2 separate regions of the Homo sapiens genome follow, and region 1 is linked to region 2. Evidence: chromatin loops called from intact Hi-C (ENCODE). Cell type or tissue: B cell. All regions are shown on one strand. Links, peaks and the distances in the headings refer to the core of each region. The heading gives the core; the rest is flanking DNA. Region 1 holds the start of SMKR1 (small lysine rich protein 1). Region 2 holds the start of STRIP2 (striatin interacting protein 2).

What was found. Peaks named below come from ENCODE experiments on the same cell type or tissue, not always from the same donor. Only the 100,000 strongest peaks of a DNase experiment are listed, where the experiment ranks them.
Region 1: a loop joins it to region 2, with 4 times the contacts of the local background. A loop is called at or near these places in 7 of 110 quality-filtered maps.

What each region holds. Positions count from the first base shown.
Region 1 is chr7:129,495,786-129,511,056 of GRCh38, forward strand. It overlaps SMKR1 (small lysine rich protein 1), which reads left to right and starts at 6,746. Exons shown (of 2, transcript NM_001195243.2): 1 at 6,746-7,042. The coding sequence starts at 7,040. RefSeq lists silencers at 6,445-6,494, 6,555-6,894. In B cell, for the core only: no CTCF peak of the experiment used is centred there; DNase peaks (open chromatin) are centred at 4,436 and 6,706; H3K4me3 peaks cover 1,668 bases; H3K27ac peaks cover 2,983 bases.
Region 2 is chr7:129,427,030-129,442,300 of GRCh38, forward strand. It overlaps STRIP2 (striatin interacting protein 2), which reads left to right and starts at 7,403. Exons shown (of 21, transcript NM_020704.3): 1 at 7,403-7,572; 2 at 12,993-13,062. The coding sequence starts at 7,444. It overlaps AHCYL2 (adenosylhomocysteinase like 2), which reads left to right. Exons shown (of 17, transcript NM_015328.4): 17 at 10-3,182. The coding sequence ends at 16. RefSeq lists a silencer at 7,283-7,762. In B cell, for the core only: a CTCF peak has its summit at 6,963; DNase peaks (open chromatin) are centred at 7,342 and 8,552; H3K4me3 peaks cover 2,224 bases; H3K27ac peaks cover 1,154 bases; H3K27me3 peaks cover 3,581 bases.

The sequences.
Region 1 (15,271 bases), core at 2,350-10,349, 67 kb after region 2:
TCTAAGTTTGGATATTCTAAGAATGCATGCTTCAATTCTGGTAATTTTTAAAAAGAACAGCACAGTTAGCATTACTATTTATAAAGAAGACATAAGGATGTGTATTCATAAATAGATAAAATTAACTAGTGCTATTCTGATGTGAGAATGAATAGTTATCTAAATTTAACATCTTCCACTTTACACAGGAAGATTTGTTCAGTTCTTGTGGAATAAACATCTAAGGTCCTAAACATTAAGTGATTCTTAAGTAAACTGGCATTTAAGACAAATGCATATGTAATCAATGATGTTCTGATACTAGCAAGAATCTGAACTATGTGCTATAACAAAGTCTACCATCCAGCCACCCACCTCAGCAGCTCTCCTTATCTCCCTGCAGATCAATGCTAAGGCTTTCTTCCGTGCAAAGGCTGAAGATCCATTTGGTTGATAGAAAACAGTCCTGCCACTGAAATTGTTTCAATCATCACTAGACCATTTTATATCCTGCCTGTCCACTGGCAAAACATGCTTTCTTGTACTTTATATCTTTTAAAGTAAGGCTTCTTGGAAACACTTTAAATTCACACAGCAGGCCAGGTGCAGTGGCTCATGCCTGTAATTCCAGCACTTGTGGGAGGCCAAGGGAGGATCACTTGAGCTCAAGAGTTCGAGACCAGACTGAGCAACATAGGGAGACCCTGTCTCTACAAAAAAATTAAAAATAAAAAAAATTAGCCTGGTGTGGTGGTGCTAGCCTGTGGTCCCAGCTACTAGGGAGGCTCAGGTGGGAGGATCACTTGAGCCCAGGAATTCGAGGCTGCAGTGAGCTATGATTGTATCACTATACTCCAGCCTGGGCAATAGAGTAAGATTCTGTCTCAAAATAAATAAATAATAATAATTAATTAATTCACATAGTACTTTCACAGTTATTCTATCATATTGCCTTCACAGTAACCCAAGGGGAAAAAGTGAAGCTCAGAGAATTGCCCAACTAATAAGTAGTGAGGCCAAGGCGTGAACTCACATCTTCTGGCCTCAAGTCCAGGGCACCTTTCTGAATAATTATAGCGGTTAACAGCACAGGCTCGACAGACAGACAGAGCGGGCTTTGACTCTGACTGTGAACCTGGGAAAGTTACTTACTTTCTGACCTCGTGTACAAAGTGGAGAACATAATAGAAACGACCACACTGGTTATAGTGAAGTGAAAATGCAATATGTGTGCAAACGTCCCTTCAGTGTTGGCTACAATTTGCAGCAAGAAAAGGATAAAATGATATGGATATCAAGGCAGGGATTGATACAAGAGCATTTCCAAAGGACACTCAGGCCTGACCAATGAACTTATCATTCTAGATGGATGAAGATGAGCTAGAGGAGACGAAGGGCAAGAGCTTGGGAGAACGGTGCAGCCAGTGGGGACCAGATGAGGCAGGACAAGGGGAGATGCCCAAAGTGCAGGGAATGATGGGGGCTAAGGGCCAGAGCTCAGAGGGCAGCCATTTTTCACCACAGAGACTGTGTCATCATGAGAGTGGTAGGCACTGACATGACTCCCTGAGCCAGCAGGGGAGGGGACACTGAGGGAGAAGCGCACAGGGCTGAGGAGTGGACTTTGAGATCATCCCCCACTTGGAGTGCAGCAGGAGGCAGATAGGCATGTAATGACGATGCGGGCTGGGATGAGCAAGGAGCAGAAAGCATGCCCCAGAAACAAGTGGGGGACTTAAAGGAGGGGAGGCTAGCAGCCTTCACTTAGGCTCAGAGGTCAATGAGAATGAAGTCTCTGGGCTTGGCAGAATAAAGGCAATAATACTTCCCAATGAACCATGAAAATTGTTCCATTAACTTCTATCATTACTGCTGTGGCATAAAGTGAGGAGCCTAAAAGAGGCTGCTCACTGTGGAGGAGACAAGGAAACCTCTCTCTAACTAAAGTACAGATTCATGCAATGCCAGAGGCCGAGGCTGAGTTTAATGGGCACAAAGTGTTGCTAGTGATTAATGAACTCACAGTTTGTGCTGGGCCTTGAAGGTTGAACAGGCTTCTGATGATAAGCAAGGAGGAGAAAACACTCCAGCTAAAGGAGAACACATAAGTAGAGGCTGGGAGGTGTGGAGCACCACAAATCCCAGAGACAGAGGAGAGTGGCCAAAATAAGGCATGAGGGGCCAGCAAGGGTAAGTAAAACTAGACAAGCAGATGGAGGCGAGATTCGGAAAGATGACACATATTCATACCATACCAAGGAGTTCTTTGTAGGAAATAGTCATCAACAGTTTTTGAAAATGGATGAGACATGATTAAATCTGTGCTTTAGAAAGAATACCAGATGGAGTGCAGAAGCCTCAGGAGGCAGCAGGGCTGGTCAGGAGACTTCTGTAGCAGCCCAGGCCAGAGACAGCACAGGCCTGAGCAGGGTGGTGATCTGAGGAAGAGCAGGGTGGGGAAGGGCGGTCCCCCAGAGAGACAGGGCTTGGCAAGCAATGCAGGAGGGCACACTGAGAGGCTTGCAGCTGGGTGATTGGGAGCAGGTGGCACCATCCACAGACTTAAAAAGGTGAGGGTCAGGTGTGGTGGCTCATGGCTATAATCTGAGCACTTTCAGAGGCTGAGGCAAAAGGATCCCTTGAGCCCAGGAGTTCAAGACCAGCCTGGGAAACATAGGGAGACCCTATCTCTATTAAAGAAAAAAAAAAAATTGAAAAAAAAGAAAAGAAAAGAAAAGAAAAGAAAGTCAGCTGGGCGCAGTGGCTCATGCCTGTAATCCTAGCACTTTGGGAGGCCAAGGCAGGCGGATCACCTGAGGTCAGGAGTTCAAGACCAGCCTGGCCAACAATGGTGAAACCCTGTCTGTACTAAAAATACAAAAATTAACCAGGTGTGGTAGCACACGCCTGTAATCCCAGCTACTCTGGAGTCTGAGGCAGGAGAATTGCTTGAACCCGGGGGGCAGCAGCTGCAGTGAGCTGAGATTGTGCCACTTCACTCCAGTCTGGGTGAAAGAGCAAAACTCCATCTCAAAAAAAGAAAAAAAAAAACAACAAGTCAGGAGGCAGCCTCAAGTAGGTGCAGATGAGAGTGTTCTAGATACAAGGAGAGAGAGAGGGATCAAAGGTGACAAGTTCCTAGCGTGGGTACCTAGATGGCTGCTGAGGCCATCATCCAAAACAGAAGGAGATACACATTGGCTAAGAGAAGTGTTTGATTTTATTGATTTAGAGGCAGGGTCTTGCTCTGTCGCCCAGGCTGGAATGCAGTGGTGCAATCACTGTTCACTGCAATCTTGACTCCCTGGGCTCAAGCGATCTTCCCGCCTCAGCCTCCCAAGTAGCCAGAACCACAAATGCGTGCCACCATGCCCGGTAAATTTTGTATTTTTTTTTTTTTTTTTTTGCATAGATGGGGTTTCACCATGTTGCCCAGGCTGGTCTTGAACTCCTGAGTTCAAGCGATCCACCTGCCTCAGCCTCCCAAAGTGCTAGTATTGCAGGTGTGAGCCACCGCGCCCAGCCATGTTTGATTTTAGATGCGGTAGGGTAAGGTTCCTGAGTTGAAGTTTCAAAATCAACTTTATCAAGCTATAATTCATATATTGTAAACTGCACTCATTTGAAGTATATAATTTAATTAATTCTGACAAATGTATATACCTGTGCAGGGCCAGGTTCATGGGCTGTTTGACCCCCCAGTGGTCACACAGAGTCCTACTCCTTTTTTTTTTTTTTTTTTTTTTTTTTTTGAGAAGGAGTCTTGCTCTGTCACCTAGGCTGGAGTGCAGTGGTACAATCTCGGCTCACTGCAACCTCTGCCTCCCGGGTTCAAGCAATTCTTCTGCCTCAGCATCCTAGTAGCTGGGATTACAGGTGCCCACCACCATGCCTGGCTAATTTTTGTATTTTTTAGTAGAGATGGGGTTTCACCGTGTTGGTCAGGCTGGTCTTGAACTCCTGACCGCAGGTAATCCACCCGCCTTGGCCTCTCAAAGTGCTGGGATCACAGACATGAGTCACCGCGCCTGGCCGAGTCCTACTCTTAGAAGGGCCATAGGCTCGGGGTTTAGTGCTCTGAGTTTCACAGTGTGAAAATTTCTTAGTAATTTTACCTTTGAATTTTTGTTTTGTCAATGAAATCTGACGGGAAAATGGAGGCTGCTGGGGGAAGGGGGTTGGTGCCTTAGCTGCTGCTGAGTCTCACCTCTTGTCACCCCCCACTACCCCCAATCCCCACCTTCACCCTACCCAACCCCCAACCCCATCTAGGGCAGGGCATGGCAATACCCCCGTACATTCAGAGTGAGACACGCGAGCATCCTGTCCACCACAGTCATGACACCAAGCACATCCTGGCACAGAGGGTGCAATCCCTCGAGGGCCACCCATCTGCTATGGGACGATAGCTAGGAAGGGGAGTGTTCCCGTACCCAAGGAAACACATTAAACAGTAAACAAAAACAGCATAACAGGTTGATAGAGACCACAGAGAAAAGGAAAGCTTTCTAATTTAGTACCTTTAGTGGCACTTTTCCCTGCTTCTTCCTGTTTTCATTTTGCACTAAGCCATGCAAATAATGCAGCCAGCCCTGCACCTGTGTAGCTACTGCCACAATCAGGATAGAGAGTATTTCCATCACTCAGGAATTTTCCTCTTAGCCCACCGCAGAGTCAATCCTCCCCCACCCATGGCACACCTCGACCACTGATCTACTTTCAAGACAGCTGAGTTTTAAAACTTGTAGCAGGAGGCCAGAGCAGTGGCTCACGCCTGTAATCCCAGTGGGAGGCCGAGGCAGGCGGATCACCTGAGGTCAGGAGTTCAAGACCAGCCTGGCCCCTGTCTCTACTAAAAATACAAAAATTAGCCGGGCGTGATAGCGCATGCTTTGTAATCCCAGCTACTTGGGAGGCTGAGGCAGGAGAATTGCTTGAACCCAAGGGGCAGAGGTTGCAGTGAGCAGTGATCGTGCCATTGCACTCCAGCCTGGGCAACAGAGCAAGACTCCATCTCAAAAAAAAAAAAAAAAGAAAAGAAAAGAAAAAGAAAAGAAAAGAAAAGAAAGAAAACAAAACAACCTTGTAGCAGGGCTCTGGATCTCTGATCTGGAGCTCAGGAAAAGCAGGGCTGGAACAGATTTGGGAGTGATCCCATAGGGGTAACCTTGGGAGAGCTGAGATAACCCAGAGAAGTGTAAGCGGCTGGGGTGGGCCAGCCCCATCCAGGGATGAAGACAGGCGCAAGAAGAGAAGAAAGTGCAGGTGGAGGGCAGGAGAATTTGCCATATCCAGGGCATATGGACTCATAAGAAAAACTCACAGACATATTAAAAGTAGCTGGAAGTTGGGTTTGCTCTGTTAATGAAGGATTAGGGAAAGCATATGTAAGAGAACCTAGAACATAAACAGTCCTCTTTGGAAGCCAGTTTGTCTTTCAAGAGAAAGCAAACAAAACACCACATCCTTGCAGAGCCTTCCAGGACCCTACTCCTGCTTCTTGGTCTAGCCTCCTCCCCCTGTCCCTAATTTTGGCATAATTGACTGCTCCTTGTCATCCAGATCTGTTTTAACGTCACCTCCTCAGAGAGGCCTTCCCCAGTCACCAATCTAAAAGAGCACCCAGTGGTCACATCAATTTAATGCAATATGCCATACTGTCCCTATCACTTTTAATGTCTGCCAGGCCCTCCATTTCAGCCACGACCACCTCCCCCAAATCACCCCTTAAAAGAACAAGGACTTTGCCTCATTCAGAGCTCAATTTCCAGGGCCTGGAAGAGTGTCAGGCACGTGGCAGATGCTCAATAACTGTTGAATAAAAAGGAATGATAGGCCGGGCAGTGGCTCACGTCTGTAATCCCAGCACTTTGGGAGGCTGAGGCGGGCAGATCACCTGAGGTCAGAAGTTCGAGACCAGCGTGACCAACATGGCGAAACCCCATCTCTACTAAAAATACAAAAATTAGCCGGGCATAGTGGTACGCATCTGTAATCCCAGCTACTCAAGAGGCTGAGGCAGGAGAATGGTTTAAACTTGGGAGGCGGAGGTTGCAGTGAACCGAGATGGCGCCACTGCACTCCAACCTGGGCGACAGAGAGAGACTCGGTCTCAAAAAAAAAAAAAAGGAATGACCAGTCATAAAAAAGAATGAGTCGTACCACCCGAAGTGTAGACTTCACCTGCAGGGAGGGAGGCTGGAACTGGCAAGGTTGGAGGCAAAACTGTACCTACTGTACCTTTCTCGCCCAATCCTACCTGCACATGAACTCCCTCCCCACCCCTTTAGTCTCTCGGGCCCTTACTCTCTTTATCCGGCTCTTTTGCAAACATTTCCCATGATATTCTCCCTTCACCGTCACAGTCCTTATGCTCGTTTCCCAAAAGAGCTTCTCCGATGATCTCTCCCAGGTTGGCCGAGTGAGCGGGCCTAGCCTGCGCTCTCACCCCAGTGCCACCCCAGTGGGAGCGCCGCCCGCGCCCGCCCCCTCGCCCCGCGCCCGCCCCCTCGCCCCGCGCCCGCCCCCTCGCCCCGCGCCCGCCGCTCCGGCAGCCCAAACCCAGACGCTAAAGCGCCGAACTGGGTTTCCGGGCGCTGGAGGCCGCGGTCGGCCTCGTACTAGGTGACGGCCCATCCCGCGCGCGCAAGCCCGGAACCCCGCTCCGCTCACCCTCCGCGCGCTGCCGCTTTGCCCTGGCAACGGTAACCACGGCGAGGCCCTGCCCCACGCCCGGTGATTGTGCGCGCGGCCCCGCCCCCGAGGCGCACGCCGGCCCAGCGCCCACAGCTGCGGCGGCCTAGGTGCCGCGTGGGGCAAGCAGGTGCCTCGCGTCCAGGCGGCTCCGCGGCTGGCTGCCTCCCGAGCCGGCCGCGCTCCTCCCAGCGAGGCGTGGCGGGGAGGCGTAGTGAGGCTGGGCCCGTGGCGGTTCCCTGAGGAGGGCCGAGAAGGGGCCGGGGGTGCTAGGGGAACGGGCGCTGGGGGCAGCGGCCCCGGTGGATGCTAAGGGCTTCGGGATCGGGAGAGTCCACCACGCCTGCCTGCTCGGCTGAGAATCGCCATGGTAATCCCCGTCTCCCTAAAGTACCCGGGGCCAGGGCGCGCGCCGTGGAGCCCCAGGCTGTCCCGGAGAGGCGCGGGCGCCGAGGTCACCGCCTCTCCCTGGGGTCGACCTCAACGCGTGGCGAAAAGATGGAGGGACAAGGGGTGCCCGGCGGTCCGCGCCTGCTGGGGGCGCAGCAGCCGCGGAGTCAGGCCAGCCGTCTTTCCAGGTTTTAGGTCGTGGTCCTGTTGAGCAGCCCCCACACCCAGACGGTTGATGTGGAAAATAAAGGGAGGGTGGCACCGTGGTGTGGCACGTCAGGGCGCCAGGCCATGCCCACAGTGACGGGTCCGAGCTGTTAGCTGCCGTAGCCACCCTGGGTGCCCGCGCGGGATTCTCCACTGCTCTGCAGACTCAGGAAGCAGAGAGTGAGCCTGGTACCACCACCTTGCTGTCAACAGCATTCCTGTTCTCAGCCCTCATCCAGTCACTTACGACCTCCTTCCAACCCTCGCTGCTCTTTCCAGAAGGGCTGTGACCTTCCAGCCCCTGCCCCAAGTCCTCAGGGAGGCATCATTGTCTGCTAAACTAAGTACTGCACGCTTGAGCTGGGCGCACAGAGCCCTTGCTAAAGGGGCCTCAACCTCGAGCTTTCTCTGCCATATCTTCTCTGCTAAACAACAACAAACAAAACGAACAAAAACCCTGCATCCCACACTAAACCCGCGTTCTTCTGGAAGCCCCTTGCGCCTTCCCTGTCTTGATCCGTTTTCTTTGAGGCTTGGATCAGAAGGACCCTGCCTCCTGCTTCCCCATCGCTCCTTCAGCGCCCACAGCCCTTTGCACCTCACCTCTGGTGCTTTGCCTGTTTTTCCTTGGAAAGCCTTATTCCTCATTAGACTCTAGTGTAGAAATCATTAAGTTTCTGTGTTCTTTCCAGTTTGTTTCGTGTAAAAGGATTAAGTAAAAATTTCTTGGTTTGAGAGTCATTCCATGAGCTATTAAAGGTAAAGAGCTATTACCTTTTTTTTTTTTTTTTTTGACAGGGTCTTACTTTGTCACACAGGCTGGAGTACAGTGGTGTGATCACAGCTGACTGCAGCCTCCATCTCTGAGGCTCAAGTGATCCTCCCGCCTCAGCCTCCCAAGTAGCTCGGACCGTAGGCAGGCATCACCATGCCTGGCTAATCTCTGTATTTTTAGTAGAGACAGGGTTTCGCCATGTTGCCCAGGCTGGTCTCAAACGCCTGGGCTCAAGGGATCCGCCCGCCTTGGCCTCTCAAATTGCTGGGATTACAGGTGTGAGCCACTGTGCCCAGCCAACTGCCATTTCTTTCAGGGCCCAGGGAACTGAGGCAGAATGCTGTACATAGCCATTGAAGCAAATGCCAGTTAATTCATGCTCCTTGAATGAGGGTCAAACACATTAGTGCACAGAGCCTGCAAGCCAGAGCGGAACCTTGCCTACCTTTCCTTCCTTAGCTGCTCTCACTGGCCCCCTTGGCTGCCTGTGGGCTGGCCATGTTGGCCTTTTTTGGGTTTCCGTCTCTTTGTGCACCTTCTCTCCGGCTTCAGAGACTTTGCATAGGCTGTTGGTCTTGGAATTCCCTACTCTCGGCCCACAGGCCACGCTTAGGGAGCCCTTCCTTTGATGGCCCAGATGAGGTCAGCCCTTGCCCATCTTGTGCTATTATAATTCCATGTGTTATAGGCATTATAGGGTCTTTCTTTATTAATTTCTTTGTTTTTGTTTTTTTTTTTTTAGAGATAGGGTTTTGCTTTGTTGCCCAGGCTGGAGTGCGATGGCATCATACATAGCTCACTTTGGCCTTGAATTCCTGGGCTCAAGGGGTCCTCCCACCTCAGCAGCCTGAGTACTGGGGACTACAGGTGTGTGCCACTGAGCCCAGCTAATTTTTTAAATTTTTGTAGAGACCGGATTTTGCCATCTTTCCCAGACTGGTCTCAAACTGGGTGCAAGTGATCCACCTGCCTCGGCCTCCCAGAGTGCCGGGATTACAGGTGTGAACCACCATGCCTGGCCAATAGGGCCCTTTCTTCACAGCATGGGTCGTGAGTAAATGCATTTGTGATTAGGTGACTAGTGTCTTCCTCAGACCTCACTGGACTGTAAGCATCGTGAGATCTCCTTTGCTCCCCATCTAATACAGGGCCTGGGACACAGTAGATTTTTGTTAAATACTTGTTGAATGAATGAAGGAGGCATCTTAAAATTCAGAAAAGCAGAAATCCACATTTGCTTTCTAAATCCTGTTATTGCATTGCATCTCAGTTGTGATGTATTCATTCACTCAGCAGATATTTATGCATCCTTGCAGTGTGGCAGATATTGGTGTAGGCTGGGGAATTCAGTGGTAAATTTATAGACAGAATCTCTGGTGAGGGAAACAAACAATAAACATAAACAACAATTACTATTAACTAGTGAAAAGTGGTGCGGGGAAGGAGATGGACAGTGACTCTACTGGGGTTGCTGGGAGACTGTTAAAGACAGACCACTGTACTTCCCCCTGTCCCTAGCCTGGGACAGTCTCAGTTTATGTTTGTTTATATTTGTTGAAGTATCTTGATTTGGGCAATAAATTATATGGTCACTCCAGTTACAGACAGAATATAGACATGGTGTCAGGGAGGTCTTTCTTTTTCTCTTTTTCTCTTTTTTTTTTTTGAGACAGAGTTTCACTCTTGTCGCCCAGGCTGGAGTGCAATGGCGCGATCTCGGTTCACTGCAACCTCCGCCTCCCCGGTTCAAGCAATTCTCCTGCCTCAGCCTCCTGAGTAGCTGGGATTACAGGCACCCGCCACCGTGCCTGGCTAATTTTTTTTGTATTTTTAGTAGAGATGGGGTTTTACCATGTTGTCCAGGCTGGTCTTGAACTCCTGACCTCAGATGATCCACCGGCCTCGGCCTCCCAAAGTGCTGAGCCACTGTGAGCCACCATGCCCAGCCTGTCAAGGAGGTTTTTCTAAAGAGGTGATATTTGAGCAGAGGCTAGCGTAAAGAGAAGCAACGAATTCTGCCCCTTCAATTAGAAGGTCTGCAGGAAGAGCAAGCATTGCCCAGGGAGAAGCTCGGAGTGTTGGGAACTAGAAGAAAGTCCAGTGTGGCTGGAGTCAAGTGGTTTTCCTTAAGGAGTTTGGAGGGTTTTAAGTTGGGAGCTGCATGTTCTGAGACCAGGAAAAGCCAAGAGCCACAAAGTTGTATTGAACCAATCCAAGGAATGGATGGGCCCAGAAACAAAACCTTTATTATTCCCATGTAATAATTTCTTAACAGATTTATTGAGGTGGAATGTATATACAATAAATTTTACATGTTTAAAATGCATGCTTTAGGCATGGTAGCTCATGCCTGTAAACCCAGAATTTTGGGAGGCTGAGGCGAGAGGATAGCTTGAGCTCAGGAGTTCGAGACCTGCTTGGGCACCATAATGAGACCCTCATCTCTATAAAAAGTAGAAAAAATTAGTTGGACATGGTGGTGCAAATCTGTAGTCCCAGTTACTCAGGAGGCTGAGGTGGGAGGATCGCTTGAGTCTGGGAGATCGAGACTGCAGTGAGCCATGATCGTGCCACTGTACTCCAGCCTGGGCAACAGAGTGAGACCTGTTTCAAAAAATAAATAAAAAATAAAATGCACACTTTGATAGGTTTGGCAAATGTGTGCATTCATTAAGCCATCACCACAATCAAGATTGTAAATACAGCCATCACCCATTTTTTTGTAATCCACCTTTCTCTCTTGCCCCTCTCTGTACCCCTACTCCCTCCCAACCCTCCCAGGCAATGGCTGGTCTGCCCTCTCTCTAGATTAGTTTATCGTTTCTGAGATTTTATATATATGCAGTCATACATTATGTTTTTTTTTTTTTTTACTGACTTTTTTTACTTGAGTAATTATTTGGAAATTCATCCATGTTATATCATTTATCAGTAATTATTCCTTTTTAGTGCTGAGTAGTGTTCCATTGTATGGTTATACCATGGTCTATCCATTCGCCTGCTGATGGGCTTTTAGGTTTTCTTTCTTTCTTTTCTTTTTTTTTTTTTTTGACAGGGTCTCATTTTCTCACCCAGGCTGGAATGCAGCAACTTGATCGTGGCTCACCACAGCCTTAACTTCCCTGGGCTCAGGTGATCCTCCCACCTTAACTGGGACTACAGATGCATACCACCACCACATCTGACTAATTTTTTTTTTTTTTTGAGATGGAGTCTCACTCTGTTGCCCAGGCTGGAGAGCAGTGGCTCAATCTGCGCTCACTGCAAGCTCCGCCTCCTGGGTTCACACCATTCTCCTGCCTCAGCCTCCCTAGTAGCTGGGACTACAGGCGCCCACCACCATGCCCAGCTAATTTTTTGTATTTATAGTAGAGACAGGGTTTCACCATGTTAGCCAGGACGGTCTCGATCTCCTGACTTTGTGATCCGCCCACCTCGGACTCCCAAAGTGCTGGGATTATAGGCGTGAGCCACTGTGCCCAGCCAATTTTTTTTTTTAATATAGATATGGGGTCCCATTTTGTTGCCGGGGCTGATCTTGAACTCCTGGGCTCAAGCGATCTTCCTACCTTGGCCTCCCAAAGTGCTGAGATGACAGGCATGAGCCACTGTACCCAGCCTGTTTCCAGTTTTTAGCTATTACAAATAAAGCTACTATGAACATTCATGTAAAAGTCTTTGAATGAACATATGCTTTCATTTCCACCTTAGGAGTGGAATGGACTGGGTCATATGGTAGACATGTGTTTAACTTTTTAAAGAGGCTGCAAACTGTTTTTCAAAGTGGTTCTGTCATTTTAGATTTCCATCAGAGTTGTATGAGAGTTTCAGTTTCTTTACATCTTCACTAATACTTGGTAGGATCAGTCTTTTTGACTTGAGCCATTCCAAAATATATGTGGTGGTATCTCCTGGTTTTCATTGCATTTCACTAATGACTTAATGTTGAGTATCTTTTCATGTGCTTATTTGCCATCTGTATATCTTTTTTGGGGAAGGGTCTATTCAACCTTTGAACATGTTTTATTGAGTGGTTTTCTTACTGTGGCGTTTTGAGAGTTGTTTGTTCTCCATATAGGCCTTTATGAGATACATGATTTGTAGATATTTCCCCCAGTCTGAGGCTTGTCTTTTCATTCTCTTAATAATATCTTTTGAAGAACAAAAGTTTTAAATGTTGATGGTGAGTTTATCAAGTTGTTTTCATGAGTTGTGCTTTTAATGTCATATCCAAGAAATATTTGCCTAATAATCCAAGGTAACAAAAGTGTCTTCTCTATTTTCTTGTAGAAGTATTGTAGTTTTTGGTTTTATATTTATTTCTATTATCTATTTTGAGTTAATTTTTATATATGGTGAGACTATGGGTTGAGGTTCATTTTTTTGTAAATGGATATTCATTATACCAGCACCATATGTTGAACAAGATTATCTTTGCTTCACCAATACCTTTGTTGAAAATTAGCTGATCAAATGTGGATCTATTTCTGGACTCTATTCTGTCCCATTGTTCTAGTTGCCTATCTTGACACCACTATCACACCATCTTGTTATGGTAGCTTTATAATAATTCTTGAAATAAGGTAGTATTAGTCTACCAATTTTGTTCTTTTCTTTTTCTTTCTTTTTTGAGACAGGATCTTGTTCTCTCACCCAGGCTGGAGTGCAGTGGCGCAATCTCAGCTCACTGCAACCTCTGCCTTCCGGGTTCAAGCGATTCTCCTGCCTCAGCCTCCCGAGTAGCTGGAATTACTGGTGCCCGCCACCACACTCGGCTAATTGTTGTATTTTTTTAATAGAGACCGGGTTTCACTGTAGTGGCCAGGCTGGTCTCAAACTCCTGACCTCAGGTGATCCACCTGCCTCAGTCTCCCAGAGTGTGAGGATTACAGGCGTGAGCCATTGCACACAGCCGGTTCTTTTTTCCTAAGTCCGCTTTTCCATGTGAATTTTGGAATCTTCTACAAAAAGATGAGAACTTTGAAAACAGTGTCAAACCTTTATCTCCCATCCTTTGTGTTTCCATATGAATTTTAGAATCAGTTTGCCAATTTTTTACAATAAGATGAGAACTTCAAATAAAAATGTCAGACTTTTATGTGAATTTTAGGTCCCAAACCATTTTAAAGATTAAAACACATACATTAAGTCAAGTGTGTTTGGCATGCAAAAAAGTACAAAGACATAAAGAAATTGAGACCCAGGCCAGGTGTGGTGGCTCACGCCTATAATCCCAGCACTTTGGGAGGCCGAGGCAGGCAGATCACGAGGTCAGGAGTTGAAGACCAGCCTGGCCAACATGGCGAAACCCCGTCTCTACTAAAAATACAAAAATTAGCCAGGCGTGGTGGCAAGTGCCTATAATGCCAGCTATTCGGGAGGCTGAGGCAGGAGAATCACTTGAACCTGGGAGGCAGAGGTTGCAGTGAGCCAATATCATGCCATTGCACTCCAGCCTGGGCAACAAGAGCAAGACTCCGTTTCAAAAAATAAAAAAGAAAGAAAATCAAGACCCAAAGTCTTTAAGAGCTTCTGGTAAAATGTACATCCCGTACCTCATGGGGCTGTTTTACCAGGAGAATGCAGTTACATAGGATTTTCATGTGGATTCTCTCAGAGAAGCCAGGCCACTGCATTGCAAGATACGTCTCATCTTCATTCCCGGGTTTTGTATCTAGGAATGTACTCTATTTCACCTAGCAAAAATGTATTTCAGCAGTTTTTTTTTTTTAGACGGAGTCTCACTCTGTCACCAGGCTGGAGTGCAGTGGCGTGATCTCGACTCACTGCAACCTCCGTCTTCCGGGTTCAAGAGATTTTCCTGCCTCAGCCTCCTAAGTAGCTGGGATTACAGGTGCACGCCACCACACCTGGCTAATTTTTGTATTTTTAGTAGAGACGGGGTTTCACCATGTTGGCCAGGCTGATCTCGAACTCCTGACCTTGTGATCTGCCCGCCTCAGCCTCCCAAAGTGCTGGGATTACAGGCGTGAGCCAGCGCGCCCGGCCTATTTTAGTAGTTGTAACACATGAACTATGTTCCTCTTTGTCTAGCTTGGGACATTTTTTGACCGCAATGCTGTGAATAGGACATCTATTTTATATAAATGCTTACCCCTTGCAGGTGTCCTTGAACGTTTATACCTTCCTCTCCTCTCCCTTGCCTACAAGAGACATTTTTTAATAATATACTTCCATTGGTTATTTTCTGTATGTGTGGGTCAGAGGACATAGAGAAGTTCAACTCAGTTTTGTGCAGTTCTAGCAAATATAAATGTAAAACCAAAAACTATAACCCTTCTAGAAGAAAATATAGAAGATGCTTGTTACTTGGGTTAGGCAAAGATTTCTTGGGTATGACAAAAGCACAATCCATGAAAAACAGGTTGACAAGCTCAAAATGTAATAGTTTATTTCCAGATTAGGATGGTATCCATTTATTTTCCCAGAGAACACTGACCTTATGGGGTAGTCATGGAAAGAGAATAGACACCGAGCCTGGTGGACACTGGTTTCTGCATGCTGGGTAGCCTAACTGAGCCCCTACATTTCCATTTTGAAGGCAGGAATAATACATAGAAATACAGCTCTGAGTGTTGGTGGTGTTAAAGATGATGGCACAGGCCGGGCACAGTGGCTCAAGCCTGTAATCCCAGCACTTTGGGAGGCCAAGATGGGAAGCTCGTTTGAGACCAGGAGTTTAAGACCAGCCTAGGCAACATAGCGAGACTGTCTCTACCAAAAATAAATTAGCCAGAAATGGTGGCTAATGCCTGTGGTCCCAGCTACTTGGGCGGCTGAGGTGAGAGGATCGCTTGAGCCTGGAAGGTCAGGGTTACAGTAAGCTGAGTTTGTGCCACTGCACTCCAGCCTGGGTGACACAGCAAGACCCTGTCTCCAAAAAAAAGGAAGGTGATGACAGTCATCATTTATTGAGTATTTGTCTCACATCAGACATGGTGCTAAGTGTCTTTTTTTTTTTGCGGGGAGGCGGGGGGAGGCAGAGTCTCGCTCTGTCCCCCAGGCTGGAATGCAGTGGCGTGATCTCGGCTCACTGCAACCTCTGGCTCCTGGGTTCAGGCGATTCTTCTACCTCAGCCTCCTGAGCAGCTGGGATTACAGGCGCTTGCCACCATGCCCAGCTAGTTTTTGTATTTTTAGTAGAGACGGGGTTTCACCTTATTGGCCAGGCTGGTCTCGAACTTCCTGACCTCAGGTGATCCACCC
Region 2 (15,271 bases), core at 3,743-11,742:
TCCCTCCAGGTATTAAGTTCCTGTAACTCAAACCAGAATTTTTAAGGAATAGAACTCCAAGCCTTTTCTCCACTACTATACAAGAAAGAATTCAGCAAGCTGCTTCTCCAATCAAAGCTGCCTGCCGTGCTCACCCTGTGTGTTAGGTTATTTATTTATTAAAATCAAGAATCCTGTGCCTGTAGTGTTGGCCCAGAGTGTGGTTACTGCCCTGAGGGCCATGAAAGCCACAGAGGATGGGCTGAGGAAGGAAAGAAATGGGGTTACTGCTCCCAGTGCATCATTTGCATCATTCCCCATTGACTGAATCCTCAGCAGTGGCCGTTTTTCCTCTTGTCCAGGCTCACGAGTTAGTCCAGGGATTCCATACTCCCTATTCCCTGGAGTTTTCTGGAATAAATTTTCAGCACCTGCTTTTCTCAGCTTGGCCCTTCCCCGGGTGAGGCCGTTTGGAATTAACATGGCCAGTGTTTCACACAAGATTGGGTTCCCAATCTTGACCATCACTATCACTGCCTTCTTTATATAAAGGCTAATAAGGAAGGAGTGTTATTTATGGCTTTGCCAAGCTACATCAAGAACTCAGCTGTGCTGTGCCTACCAGGGGTCTCCTTTCTTACCCAGGACTCCTTTCTTCTCCTTGAATATTTATGTCCATTTTAACACTTCCTGGTTGCAAGAGGGATGTGCCTCCATTATTTCCTCCACAGTTTTGGTATTTGTCAGACATTTGTTCTGCTGTCTTTCTAATCCAGCCAACGTCTGCTCAGGAAGTGGGGCCAGCTCCACTGGGACCCATAGTTTTACTTCCTTGTCATTTGATTGGATAGTTTCCAAGGAAGCCCCTCCAGATTGGCACTATCTCAGAAAAGGAGAGCTTGTTGTGAAACACTGCTTCCTGAAACTTCCTGCTATTGCCTAAAGCTACGTCTGAAACTGAGTAGGGAAAGGCATACTTTTCCAGGGACTTAGGGGGATAGGCTTTGGAAATGGGACAGGTCTTTCAGACTCACAGCTTGATACCCTAACAAAGCAGAGTATATTTATTTGTTTCCCAGGAAGGCCATTGCAGTTTGACTGGCTGAGGGATACAGAGATGAAATTGTAAACTGTATCCAGATTATCAAAGCTAATTTGACTAGTTTGAACCTCGTCAGACATTCATTCCTTTGGCCATTGCCATGGATGAAACCGAGATCTGCAGTCTGATCTGTGGACTTCTCTGCTGGCATATCTTTTATGATTTAACCTCTTCCATTTGATGATTCTGTATTTCAGAGTCAGTTTCTTGAGTAACTCCAGTGCTACAAAAAGAATTAGTAATGTGGTGTGGGCAGCGTGACATTTTATGTCCCACCCAAAAATTGGATTCCTTTTGGAGACTGATCTGTTGGTCTCAGGCATTTCATTAGGACCAGATTGGTTCTAAGAGTTAGTCTGGACTGGCCCTAGGAAACTTGAATTAAATAAGCCTCTTCCCCTTACCGATCCTTTTTAACACTCTCAGGTTTGTTTGTTTCCCACTTTTTTCCTATGCTGGTCTGCCTCAAAGTCTCAAGACCAAGGTGACTCAAGATAACACCAGACCACGCATGATCACCAAAACCTTCCCATCCTGATTCTCTTCTTCTACCTCTACCCTCTCCAACTTCTCCTGGTCTTCACATATACTCTCAAAGCTAGTCTGAAAGTGACCTTACTTTCGGAAGTAGGGAAGTGGAACTTTGGTAAATGACTGTTTGCCTCATTTAATAGTATACAGGCTCAGCCCATAGACTACAGTTCTTCAGAGGCCATATGTCTCAGCAAGTACTGGTTATATTCTTTTTTTGTAAGGAAGATCATAAATGCTAAAAATTCCACTAAGCCATTCAGTTCTTCCTTTTGCCTACCTAGTCCTGATTTTTGTATTAATTGGTTCCCTTTAGCAAGGGATTCAGATCTTTGTACCTTATCTTATATCCAGAGCAGATTCCATTTGGCAGATAGATGGTCTCTAGCCTATTGTATTCTTAGACCAAAAATCATAACCTGCTGTTTCTCAGCAAAGCCTTGCTCTCTGGAGCTTACTATGTGCTGGTACTTAAAGAGTACATTCTGCCTTGCTGTAGTGAAGAGACCCACTCCAAATAAAAAAGGGGCCACACGGGGCTTCTAAGTTAGGTTGCCAGTGTTGCTGCCCATGATGAGTTATTTGCCTCTGAGTTTCAGATGACCTCTCTGTAGGGACACTGTGTTATCAACCATTAAGAAGAAAGAACCACAAGCCTCCCAAGTATTTGGGTTCTATCTTAGGGTTGAAATCTGGTCATTATTCCCTCTACCCTTGGAATCAGAGCAATGTGTCTTCTTTCCTCCAACCTCTTACCTTAGATGCATCCTGGTTATCTGGAAGCATGGGAAAGAAGGCTACTTATCTCTTTGTATGTGGCTCCAGTCTGTGAGGATACATAACATTTTCTCTACAATGAATCTGTGCTAATATTTTGCCTTCTTTCTTTCTTTTCTTTTCACCCTTAGAGACAGGGTTTCACTATGTTGCCCAGGCTGGTCTCAAACTCCTGGGCTCAAGCAATCCTCCTGCCTCAGCTTCCTGAGTAGCTGGAACCACAGGTGTGTGCTACCGTGCCTGGCACTTTTTTGCCTTCTTAATGGAGATATTCAGTTTTCTTTTTTTCATTTAAACAAAGAAAAAAAATGTATCTACTCTACCTTCCCTCTGCTCTCCTCCCTCCCTATCCTACTTGCCCATATGAGCACGGCTCCCCATGGCCACATACTCCTGCAAAGCTTTTATGCTGCTTCGCTTTTCTCTAAACAGATCTGATATTGCTGCTCCTGTGGTTTTCTCAAAATTAACTTTGCCGTGGTTTTTAAAAAGGAATCAAAATGCATTGTTGCATTAAGCTTTTTCAATAAAGGAAAATTACGGAAGGAAAATAGGCAACACCAGCAAATTATATGTGGACAGGTTCTAAACTCTATATATACATATATATATATATATCTATATATCTATATACGTAATCATCTAGTTCTGTCATCTTACTGAAAGGAATAACACTTCTAAAGATCACCATTTCTGAGAAGTTCTTGGAAATCTTTATGTCTAAGTGATTGTATTAGATCAGCAATAATGACTATGTAATCTCAAAAAACAAATAAAATATTCTTAACATGGACTCTTAAGGGTATTTCTTGTTTCTGTGAACTAGAAATTCAGAGATGAGAGAGATCTCTGGGCAACAAACTAGAGATCCTGCTGTAGGGCAAGGATGTGAAAATGTTACCAATGGGCATGTTTGACCTTAGGATGTGAAAATGTTACCAATAGGCATGTTTGACCTTAGTTAATAAATATCATGTTCCCCTCCTACCAGCCAGCATACACGCGCATCCTGGCTGTGTGTGTAAAGAACCTGTCTTCTCAGAACCACCACCCTGGGGAGTCGAGGACTGTAGGCTTAACTCAGAGAAACTAAACCATAGTTCTAGGTCCCTGACTCCCTTTTAGTTGAAAAATGCAGGAAATCAGCATCCCCCAGTTTGGGACCAAAGGACCTTGATAACTAGGACCTGATTATATCCAGCCAAAGGGAAGAAAGAAGTGCATCAGGCAGAGATTTGTCTCTAAATCAAGTTGCCTGATTTAACCAAAGGATAATCCAATTGCCTATTCTTTCTCAACTGCCAGTAGGGTAACCATCTTTGGGTAGCTTTCTGATAGCCACCTTCTTTAGTTGACTACCTAAACTAGTTCTGCATCCTGTATGCAAGATGTTTTCTTTTCATAGCAGAATCTTCTGCCACTTTGGCTTCTGATTATTTAGATTAAGGGACACAGGGCTAGAATCGTCTGGGCAGTCAGTAATCCTCAAAATTAGTGCCATTCCAGTTAAGAGGAGGAGAATGCAGCAGCTAGCAATGAAGCCGGTCAGCTCAAAGGATTTGCTCCCCTGCAGTAGGGCTTGACTCCTCATTTGTGAAGGATGGAACCTTGGGTGCCTGGGTCTTTATTTCAGAATCATAGGGTAAGCCCAAGCTATCCACTGCTGCACAAGTTTCTCCACCTCACAATATTGTGCAAAAAAACTTGAACTTTAAAGCAGGCTAGCTTGGGTTTGAATCCCAGCTCTGCCATTTACAAGTTATGTAACTTAGTCAAATTACATAACCACTCACAGCCTCAATTTTCTTGCCTGTGAAATGGATACTGCTTATCTCCTAGGATAAGGATTTAATGAAGCGATATATAAAAAGTGCTGCTTATTTACAGAGCCTGGCACGCACTGCTGACTGCATACACATCATTCCTTGTCTCAATCTAGAGCCCTACAACCTCTGTTGCATCATTACACCCACACCTGCCCTTTATGGAGAGAGGAGGGTGTTCTATCCTTTTTTTACTAAATTATCCTAACTGCCTGATAGCCTCAAAAAGCAGGTACTTTAAAACTTACTGCGTCTTATTAAGCTTTCTCAGTGCCAGGTGCTATCCATTTAGTCAAGTATCTGACCTCTGTGGATTAAAGTGGAGTGCTTATATGGGGAAAAGGGTATATGTGATTCTTGTAACTACACCTATTTATACCTCCAACCCTCTGCTGGCAGCCTGAGTTTTGGGACAAGGGAAATTGGTAATGTAGGTTTTTTAATAACGTCAAATATAACAGCATTGGAGCCATCTCTGCAAGATGGAGAGACTTGACCAGCCTTGACTAGCTCCCAGGTATGGGTGCCTCTGTGGTGAATGGTATTGATGACTATGATGCCTTTGTTGACAAATAAGCTAAAATAAATTGAATGTGTGCCAATTCCATGGCCTGTAGTTTCAAAGTTTTCAGTTACTCTGTGGTTTCTTGTTACATCTTCCAGTTGTTTCCAGATATCTTCCTCCTTATTAGAAATTTTGAACGTCTGGGCCTATAGTGAGCACATAGGTGTCTGATCTTAGTAAAGGTATTCTATTTCGCTGAGATGTGGAAAAGATCATGGATTGAGGTCTCTCCTCGTGTTGACTCTATGCAATCTTCATAGCACCAGTTTTACACATTCCTTCTCTGAAATTAAAGCCAGATGGAGCCTCTAGGCTTAGCAAGTGGCTTTAGATAGCCACCAGAGGGGACTTGCAAGCTGTCCTCTATCCTACTCCCAAGATCAGTCTGCCCTTTCCCCTAGGAATAGGCAGGAAAAGAATAAAGCATCAAAACTGGCCACTCCTGTCTGCTACCACTGTTGGGATCCTGCCGATTGATTAGGCTCACAAAAGAATATGAAGTTCTGGGCCTGTTAACCTTAGGGCTCTGACTACTTAGGAGGAGAAGTACTGGGAAGAAGAGAGATAGAATAATGAATTCTTTCTATTAAGAAATCCCAATGGGCTGTGCTGTGGCAGGTTTACCACACTGAAGCAGTGATGAGCAAGGCGTGGGTTGTGAACTTTAAAGCAGGGTGTAAATTTTTAAGAGTTTAACAAATTATACCCTGAAAAAAATCCAAAGTCAAGTAGTTCAGGCCTTGAGCCAGGGACTTTCTTGGAAATTCATATCAATTCAGTTCTGTAAACGCCACACTCCCCACCCCCCACACCCAGCCCCCCGCCCCGAGACATTTTTGGTTGTCGCACTAGCGGGAGGATACTACTGGCATCTAGTGAAGAGAGGCCAGGTATTCTGCTAAGCATCCTACGATGCACAGGACAGCCCCCTACAATAAATATTCAGCCCCAATTGTCAATAGTACAGAGACTGTGAAACGCTGCGTTAAACGTACATAAATTAGGGGCATACAAAAATGAGCTAAATTTGGTCTTACTCGCTAGGAGCCTATATGTGGGTGGGGAGAGGAGTGGGACTGGAAGAGGAAAAGGAAGATGTGAAGGTACAGTAAGGAGATATTGGACCAGGGTGAGAAAACCCAAAAAGCTCCAAAGAGTGCTCTCAAACTTGCCTTGTTCTGTCGCCTATGAACTGGCAAAGGGAAAAGTGAGAGAGAGAGAGAGATGTTAAGAAAGGGACAGGGTTGTCCCTAAGGTATGGGAAGGTGGAGTAATTCCTCTAGGCCCTTTGCTTTGGGTATATCGTGGAAAATGTTAGGATTTTGGATCTAGGCAGAACTGGTTTGACACCAACACAACCTGAATGAGTTGAGGGCTAAAAGGAAAGCTTTGTGGAGGAGGAGGAGGTGACAACTAACTAGAATCTTTATGAGAGAAAAGGAATCAACCAGGAGAACAGAAGACAGTCTCCTCCAGAGAACAGCATAGGCAAGACCCTGAGACAAGATAGAATATGATACCTTGGAAACCGCAGGGAGGAATCTGCAAGTGCCGGTTTCTTCATCAGTAACATTGGATTCGTAAAAACACCCTGTCGGGGAGAGGTATGATGTGATATTTGGAAAGCGCTTACTGCAGTGCCTGGCACCAAGCTCAGTTCAACAATCCCCCAGACCCTTCCTAAAGCAACCAGGCTGGGGACAGCGATTTGGTCCCACCTGTTCCCCTGAGCCTACGTCTTTGGGGCTTCTATTACCAAGCCAGACTGTCTAAATATTTACTACAAGCTACTTTTTAAATTCAGGAGAGGGCAGATCAAACAGCCTCTTTTGCCCCCAGTAACAATGAGCCCTTAGGAAGCATCTAAGAGAGAGGAAGGAAAGAAAGGACTGGCGAGCAGGTGAGGGTGGGGGCTTGCTCTACCCTCAACATTTACACACCATGAGGAAGAGGCCCCCTACAGCAGAGAAGGGCAGATGACAGGAGCAGCCCTCGAGGGCACCACCAATTTCAGTGATGGAAAAACTCCCCCATCCCACCCTTAGACCTCCAGTCTCCCAGCCAAGCCCTAGCTCCGGGCGAGATGCGTTCTCTTCAGAAAAACGCTGAGAATTCTCAGCTTCCAGAGACAGCGAGTCCCTCGTTTCGGGCGATGTCCCTGGCCACCTGGCGGTGCCATCCCTCCCCTGAGACTAAGCGGGATATGGGACGTGTGCAGGAGCCGGGATATGGGGGGCCGGGTCGGTGGTAACAGGGAAACGGAGACTGCTGTGGAGCAGTAGGCGGAGACTAGAGCTCCGGAAAAGGTCGCTACAGGGACGGGGGTGAGAGCTGAGAGACACCGAGTGAGGAGCACAGAGATAACCCGCCTGATCTCAAGGCCCAGCTTTCGCGAGGTGTGGAGCCTGTAGCTAACCTAGGAGTCTCCGTCCGCCAGCAATGCCGCAGGACTAAAAAGATCCCCTCAAAAATCTCTTCATTGAGCCCCCACCTCCTCGAGTCCCGCTCCGGCCGGTCGAGCAGCCAATCGCCTCGCGGGGCGGGGTTGCGGCGAGCTGCCGTAACCAATAGAGGTGGAGGGGGCGGGGCCTGGCTCCCGGCGCGCGGCGGTAGGGTCGCCTCCGGCAAAGCGAGCTGAACCCTGAGGGGAGCCGCTGACCAGCAGCATGGAGGACCCCGCCGCGCCTGGGACCGGGGGCCCGCCCGCAAATGGCAATGGCAACGGCGGCGGCAAAGGGAAGCAGGCGGCGCCCAAGGGCCGCGAAGCGTTCCGAAGCCAGCGGCGGGAGTCAGAGGTGAGGAGCCCGGAAAGCTTCGGCTGGGGCCCGGAGACGCCCGCCGGCGGGAAGCGGCGGCTGAGGTGATTCGGCCTCGGCCCCGGAGCCCTCGGCGCGCTCGATCAGCCCCGCGCAGTGGGCGCCTGCGGGGTCCTAGCGGCTGAACTCTGGGCTCTTTGGCCCGGACCAGTGTCCGCCCGTCTCCTGCCGCGGGTTGGGGGCTTTCTAGCCCTCTGGCTTTCCCCCGCTGCGCGAAGATGAGCGCGGTATTGAGCGGACCAGATACTTTCCAAATATTTATCTCACTTAATCGCTGCAGCCCCCTGAAGCAGAAATTCCGATCCCAGTTTATAGACGGGGGAACAGGAGCGGAGAGGTTAAGTGACTGGCTTGAGGGGTGGGAGGCTGGAGCTCAGCCGCAGGAAAGCAGGATTGGCGAGTGGGGCAACCGCAGTCCCCCTCCCAGGCTGCCTGCGGCGGGCCCCTGGGCCAGCCGAGGGACTTCTGCCCGTTCCCTGCCCGTCCCCTTCCCCCCGTAAGTCTTAGGCCGTTTCGGGAGCGCCTTCCGCGGACATCAGGCCCCTGCCTGTGAGGGCTGAGCGAGACGGGATTCAGGCAGGGGCAGTCCTGGAGTGGCTATCTGGAGGGAGCAGTCGCAGGATACAGATAGGAGTGTGAATATTTCGATCTCTTCCTCCTCTCCTGAAAAAAGAAACCCTATCTATGAAGATGAAAGCGTTGAATTATTATCACTTCCCTATCCCCTCATTGAGGCAGTTCCCATCAGTTGGATCTGAGCGGGGATCAGAATAGACGACAAAATATCAGATGTGGCAGGGTCTGCAGATATCATCTGGTATAACCCTTTCATTTTACAGACCTAAAAAAAAGAGGAGTGACTTGCCCAAGATCAGACATCTGGCATAGTTGGTGGTCAAGAACACCAGACTTTGGAGTAGTCAGACCAGGTTTTGACTCCTAGCCCTATCATTTACTACCTGTGTGATTTTCGGCACATTACGGAACCTCTCTGAGCTCCAGTTTCTTCATCTGTAAGATGAGATTAACACTGCCTACCTCAGAAGGTTGTGATAAAGTCAAAATGAGATAATTGACTATAAAATGTTTGGCACAGTGCAGGCACAATGCATGTAATTAGTCAGTACATAGTAACTCTTAGTATATTGCTATCATCATCATCATCATCATCATCAAGTGGCAGAGCTGGTACTAGAAACCAGGTTTTTGGCATCCCAGACCTTGCCTTACCATTTGAATAGCATTTCAGTTTCCAAAGTGATTTCATGTATGCTTTACATTTTGATGTAGGTAGAGTAGGAGGAATCCATTCATTTTTTTTCAAGGTAGAAATGGAGATGAAAAGACTGGCCCAAAGTCACCACCTTGCAGAGGCAGAGAGCTCAGCCCTCCTGTCTTGCTAGATGATACCCGCCACATCATCTCCCTCCCTACTTCAAGATGAGTCTGGTCTTTTAGGGCACCCTGTACCTCCTTCCCCCACAGAGACATTGTTCTCGTTCAAATGTTTTTTTGGGGAGATGAGCCATTCATTAATTCAACAATTATTTATCGAGGACTTTCTGCCAGCCACTGTTTTAGGTGCCAGGGATATATCAGTGAACAAGATAGGGTCTTCGCCCATGGGGAGACAAATTGTGAGTAAATAAATAAAATAATTTCAGAATGATATGTTCTATGGGGGGAATAAAAGTCTCTGCCTGGGTCTCCCTTCTAAAGTTGCAATCTGTTCCCCACCTGTCAAGTCTTCTTCAGGCAAAGGCTCTGAGAGTACAGTCCTTTGCTTTTGCCAGTACTTTGCAGTGTCCAGAGACTCGAAAGCTTTCCACCTGCACCGCGGTTTACCTGCTGATTGTCTGCAGCTGCACTCTTCATGCCTGGAAATGAACAACTGCTGCGATCATCTCTATCTGGGCTCATTGCCTGCCAAAAGCCTGGCTGGAAAGATTAGCTTTCCTCTACCTTCTGCTGCAGCAGGACTCCTTTTACCTGCCAGTACATCCCCTATTACCACAGTACCCAGGTGCCAGATCTGCTTTTCTTCTCTCCCTCTTTTTGCTTTCCTGTGGAAGGCAGTCCTTAGAGGAGATGGGATTTTTTTCCTCTCTAGGGCTTTTAGAAAATCACTAGAAGAGAATTACTGTGGCACAAGTCAAGAGAGCCTCATCGTGTATCACTGTTTATGGAAGCACTGTTGACCTACCTTCTCCCACTGGCTTAGTGTGTGAACATCCCAACCTAAAAAGGAAGCTAAAGAATAATTGTTTGCTTAATAAGAAGAGTCTTAACCTAATAAAAGGATTCACCTCAGACCTCTTTTAGCCAGATCTGGTTTATTGATCTCAAACTCCTTGACAAAGTTTTAACTGGTCTGTGGTAAAATGAGGAAAATTCAGGTCATCGAAGTGAGTTTTTCTAAAAATTTAGTTCAATATATTAAATTTAAGAATGTATACAATTTAAAACAGTGTTTTTCAAACTGCTATAGGGGGCAACCTGTTAATTGAGGCTAAAATTTTTATTTTAAGAAATAAAGCCAGCATGATGGCTCATGCCTATTATCCCAGCACTTTGGGAGACTGAGGCAGGTGGGTAGCTTCAGCCAGGAATTCGAGACAAGCCTGGGAAATGTAGGCAGACCCCATCTCTACAAATAAATAAAAAATAAAAAAGATTTAGCCAGGCATGATGGTGCGCGCCTGTTGTCCCAGCTGCTCAGGAGGCTGAATCACTTAAGTCTAGGAGGTTGAGGCCGCAGTGAGCTGTGATCATGCCACTGCACTCCAGCCTGGGTGAGAGGAAGACCCTGTCTTAAAAAAAAAAAGAAAAGAAAGAGAATAATAGAAAATATCACTGCATCACATGCAGTAAAGGTAAATATTTTGTTAAACTTTTGTTCCAGTTTGTGTGTGTGTGTGTGTGTGCTGGGACGTAATGTAAAAGGTATCATTTTTCCAAAAAGTTTGAAAAACAATTTTTAATGGCTGTTCTTTATTCTGAGATTCTGTCTTTCATTTTTTGAATTTTTTAAAGTTTTTAAAGTCCTTACCTATCAGAATAAAACAGCAACAACCCTATGTCATTTGCCACTCTCCACCTTTTTCTTTTTCCCTACTGTTCCTTTTAATCCAAAAGTTTGGAAATCTTTGCTATAGTGGATTAAAACATGATTCGCCTTGTTTTTTTTTGTTTTTTTTTTTTTTGACAGAGTCTCACTCTGTCACCCAGGCTGGAGTGCAGTGGCGCAAACTCGGCTCACTGCAAGCTCTGCCTCCCGGGTTCACGCCATTCTCCTGCCTCAGCCTCCCGAGTAGCTGGGACTACAGGCGTCCGCCACCATGCTCGGCTAATTTTTTGTATTTTTAGTGGAGACGGGGTTTCACCGTGTTAGCCAGGATGGTCTCGATCTCCTGACCTCGTAATCCGCCCACCTCGGCCTCCCAAAGTGTTGGGATTACAGGCGTGAGCCACTGCGCCCGGCCAATTTGCTTTGTTGACAGTATAAATTGGCATAATGTTTTGGGGGAGCAACTTATATACAAAGAGACTTTAAAATGTTCATAAGATTTGATTCATTAATTTTCTTTATAAAAATCTATGCTTAGGAAATATCCTAAATATAGAAAAAAGTGTAAGTCTATTACAGTTTGTTGCATATAATAAAGGAAAATTAAAAACCATTTAAATATTCAATAAGGAACTAGTTAAGTAAACAAATAAATGTACATCCATTTATACAACCATTTAAACTAATAGTCATAATAATGTGAGAAGAATGCCTTTATAGTATAATATTAAAATCATAGAGTGACCACTCACATAGTGCTACGAAGTGCTAGGCCGTGTGCCTTTCCTATATTAACTCATTTAGTCCTTAAAATAACCCTATGAAGTAAGTCCTGTTATTATCCTCATTTTACAGATGGGAAAACTGAGCAGGTCATTTTCCAACAATTCGCTGACACCAACTGGATGTCCTACAGTTCAATTCGATTCTGACACTAACTACCTAGAATTAGCACAGACCCCCAAGTTAAGGGCTCAGTCCTACAAGGCCCTACGTTAGACACCAGCCATAGGTGGGATCCCCAAGCTATCTACACTTCAGCCTGGCCAACTACAAATTAAGCGGTTATCATGATCTTCCTTTCAGGTTCCATAATTTGCTAGAATAACTCACAGGATTCAGGAAAGCATGTACTTAGAATTATAATTTTATTATAAAGGATATGACTCAGAAACAGCTAAATGGAAGAGATGCGAAGGACGAAGTATGGGTTTGGGGTGATGCAGAGTTTCCTTATCTTCCCTGGGCAGCACTCTCCTAGCACATCTGTTTGTTCCCCAACCCAAAAGCTGCCTGAACCTAGTTGTTTCTGGGTTTTCCTATGGTGTTTCATTACCTAGACATAATTAAACTATTGGCCACATGACTGAACTTAATCTGTAGTACCCCTCCCCTCCCTGGATGTGGGGGTGGTGCTGAAAGTTAAACCCTCTAATCATGTGCTCCGTCTTTCCTAACATAAGTCACCTCATGAGCATAAATTCTGGTAAAGCTGACAGTGACTCATTATGAATAACTGACACTCCTATCACTCAGGAACTTCTAAGAGTTTCAGGAGCTCTGTACCAGGAACCAGGGGCAAAGAACAGTATATTTTTTATGTCACGCTGAGGCACAGAGAGGTTAACTTGTCCAAGATCAAATAGTATGTGACAGAGCTGAGATTGAAAATTTTAAAAATTCATATGTATGAACATATACAGGAAGGAAATATCCCAAAATGTTTAAGTTAGAAGATGGGATTATATTAAAACATATTTACTAGGATTATAAATTTATACATACAACGTCATGGGAAATGTAATCTTTACTACAACTTGGAGTGGAGATGTTGCATCATTTGACAATCCTAAAGTTGCAGAATATTAGAGCTAAAGAACCTCTTTAAAAATAAGGAACTATGATCCACAGCATGAGACTTGATCTATATCATACAGTGGGTTGATGACAGAACTGAAGCTAGAATCCAGTTCTCTTTGTTTCTGTCTGTCTCAATTTTATATAAATCAGCTAGATGCTCCTCTGGTCTGTGTTCATGTAGATTAGATATGGACACAGACCATAGCTTTCATATATGTTTGAGATCCTGGCCCTTTATTCAGACTTTCCGATTTTGTATAGGAATCCTCAGCCCCTCCCCACACTGAGACTCAAGTTTTGGCTTGGCGTAGGGTACCTCTGAGATGAAAGACCCAAATAGGACTCTCCTAACTGTCTCCCTGATCTAACCTTGGCCTCCATGAGGGGAAGAAGATAAATAAGGGTACAGTCTTCCCTTGGCAACCCCTTTTTCCAAGTTATCCCAGTTACCAACAAAATTTCTCTGTTACAGGGCTCTGTGGACTGTCCCACTCTGGAGTTTGAGTATGGAGATGCAGATGGGCATGCAGCCGAGTTGTCAGGTATGAGGTAGATGGGTCAGTAGCTAGTGGAAGAATGGCCAGGAGGAGAGGGAAGGGGCCTGTGATCTCCCTGGAAGCTTGTCTGTTCTCACCAAGTGGCTGTTGAACAAAGGCTGTTCTCCACATTCCTTTTCCTCTCCATCCAAGTGGTAAATATCTCTTTGTTTGTCTTCACATTTCCTTCTGTGATTCTCCTTGGCTATGGTATTCTTCATTCTGTCATTCTATCACTCTTTCCTGCTCACTCTTCTTTATTCTCTTTGAAAATAACTGATTTGGTGCACTCTCAAATCAGTTTTCTCTCCATCTTCTCCATATTCCTTCTCTTTTTCTCTTCCTGTCACCCATATCTTTGCCTGCCTACTTCTTTCTGCTGCCCTCTTTCTATCCCATGCCATCTCTTTTTCCTTTGTCTCCTCTACCTCCATCTTTTCCTTCTTCCTCTCGCAACTGCCCCTTATTAAAATCTCAGCAAAGTCCGAGGAAAAACTATAGTCAACTGGCCAGCTGAGCAAGGCTGGACATGTCACCTGCATCCATCATAGTAGAGTTCTGCTTGGATGTTTATGAGCTGGGGTTAAGTAATTCCATTCTTCTTTCAGTGCTGGCCTGCTTGTCTCTGTCTGGATTTTTAGCTTAGGGTAAATGTGATCTCCTCACATTAAGGGCCTCCATGTTACATGTGCTATGAATGCCAGTTATTAATAAACAAGCTTTGGGTGGAGATGTGTGAAATTTAAATATTCTGTCACATGGAAGTGATACTTTGAGGCATGCTTTTTCAGAGAAAAGAGACAAACAATTTTAAAGACGTTCTTGTGCATGAGCACAGAGAATAAATTTTGTGATGAGTGACAGAGAAATAGAGAGCTAAGTTTAATAACCAACAAAGGATTAGAATTCATAATAGGAATATGATATAAATATATATATATTTTAAAGAGAGGAGAGAGATGAGCAACCCAACAAAGAAATGGGCAAAGAATATAAATGGGAATTTATAGAAGAAAAAGCCAAATGGTCAATAAATATATGAGAAGATATTGAACTTTATTAGTATATGGGGAAAAGCAAATTAAAATAATAAAATATTATTTCACAATCATCAGAGTGCAAAACTTAAAAGCCTGGGGTTGGTGAGGGTGCAGAGAAATTAGTACTTTTATGCACTGCTAGACATGGGGGGAGCAGAGTATAAAATTGAAAAGCATTTTGCTTATATCTTGCAAAGTTGAAGATGTGCACATATTGTGACCCAACAAGTCTACTCCTAGATATCCACTCTAAAGAAAATTACACTTGGGCACAAGAAAATGTACAAAGATGTTTATTGCAGCCTTGTTTATCAGTGTAAAAAGTTGGAAACAACCTACAATGCTCATCAGTAGGGAAATGGATAAACTATAGCATATTAGTGCAGTAGGCTATTGAATAGCCATTAAAATAATAATTGATCTAAATCAATATATTTATTTTTTATTTTTTTATTTTTGAGACAGAGTCTGGCTCTGTTGCTTACGCTTGAGTGGCACACTCTCAGCTCACTACAGCCTTGAGCTCCTGGGCTCAAGTGATCCTCCCACCCCAGCCTCTCAAGTAGCTATGCCTATGGTCATAGGCATGCCCTACCATGCCCAGCTAATTTTGTGCCACCATGTCCAGCTAATTTTGTGCCACCATGTCCAGCTAATTTTGTTTATCTTTTGTAGAAACAGAGTCTCACCATGTTGCCAAGGCTGGTCCTGAACTCCTGGGCTCAAGTGATCCTCCTGCCTTGGCCCTCCAAAGTGCTGGGACTACAGGTGTGAGCCACCACACCTGGCCTCAACATGTTTCAGTATCAATAAATGCTTGGCCAGGTACGGTAGCTCACATCTTGTAATCCCAGCACTTTGGGAGGCCGAAGTGGGTAGATCACCTGTCAGGAGTTCGAGACCAGCCTGACCAATATGGTGAAACCTTGTCTCTAGTAAAAATACAAAAATTAGCTGGGCATCGTGGCATGCACCTGTAGTCCCAGCTACTGGGGAGGCTGAGACAGGAGAATTGCCTGAACCTGGGAGGCAGAGGTTGCAGTGAGCCAAGATCACGCCACTGCACTCCAGCCTGGGTGACAAAGTGAGACTCCATCTCAAATAATAATAATAATAATAAATGCTAAAGATAAAATTGGGACAAAGGATCAGTAACAAAGGAATTTATACAATAG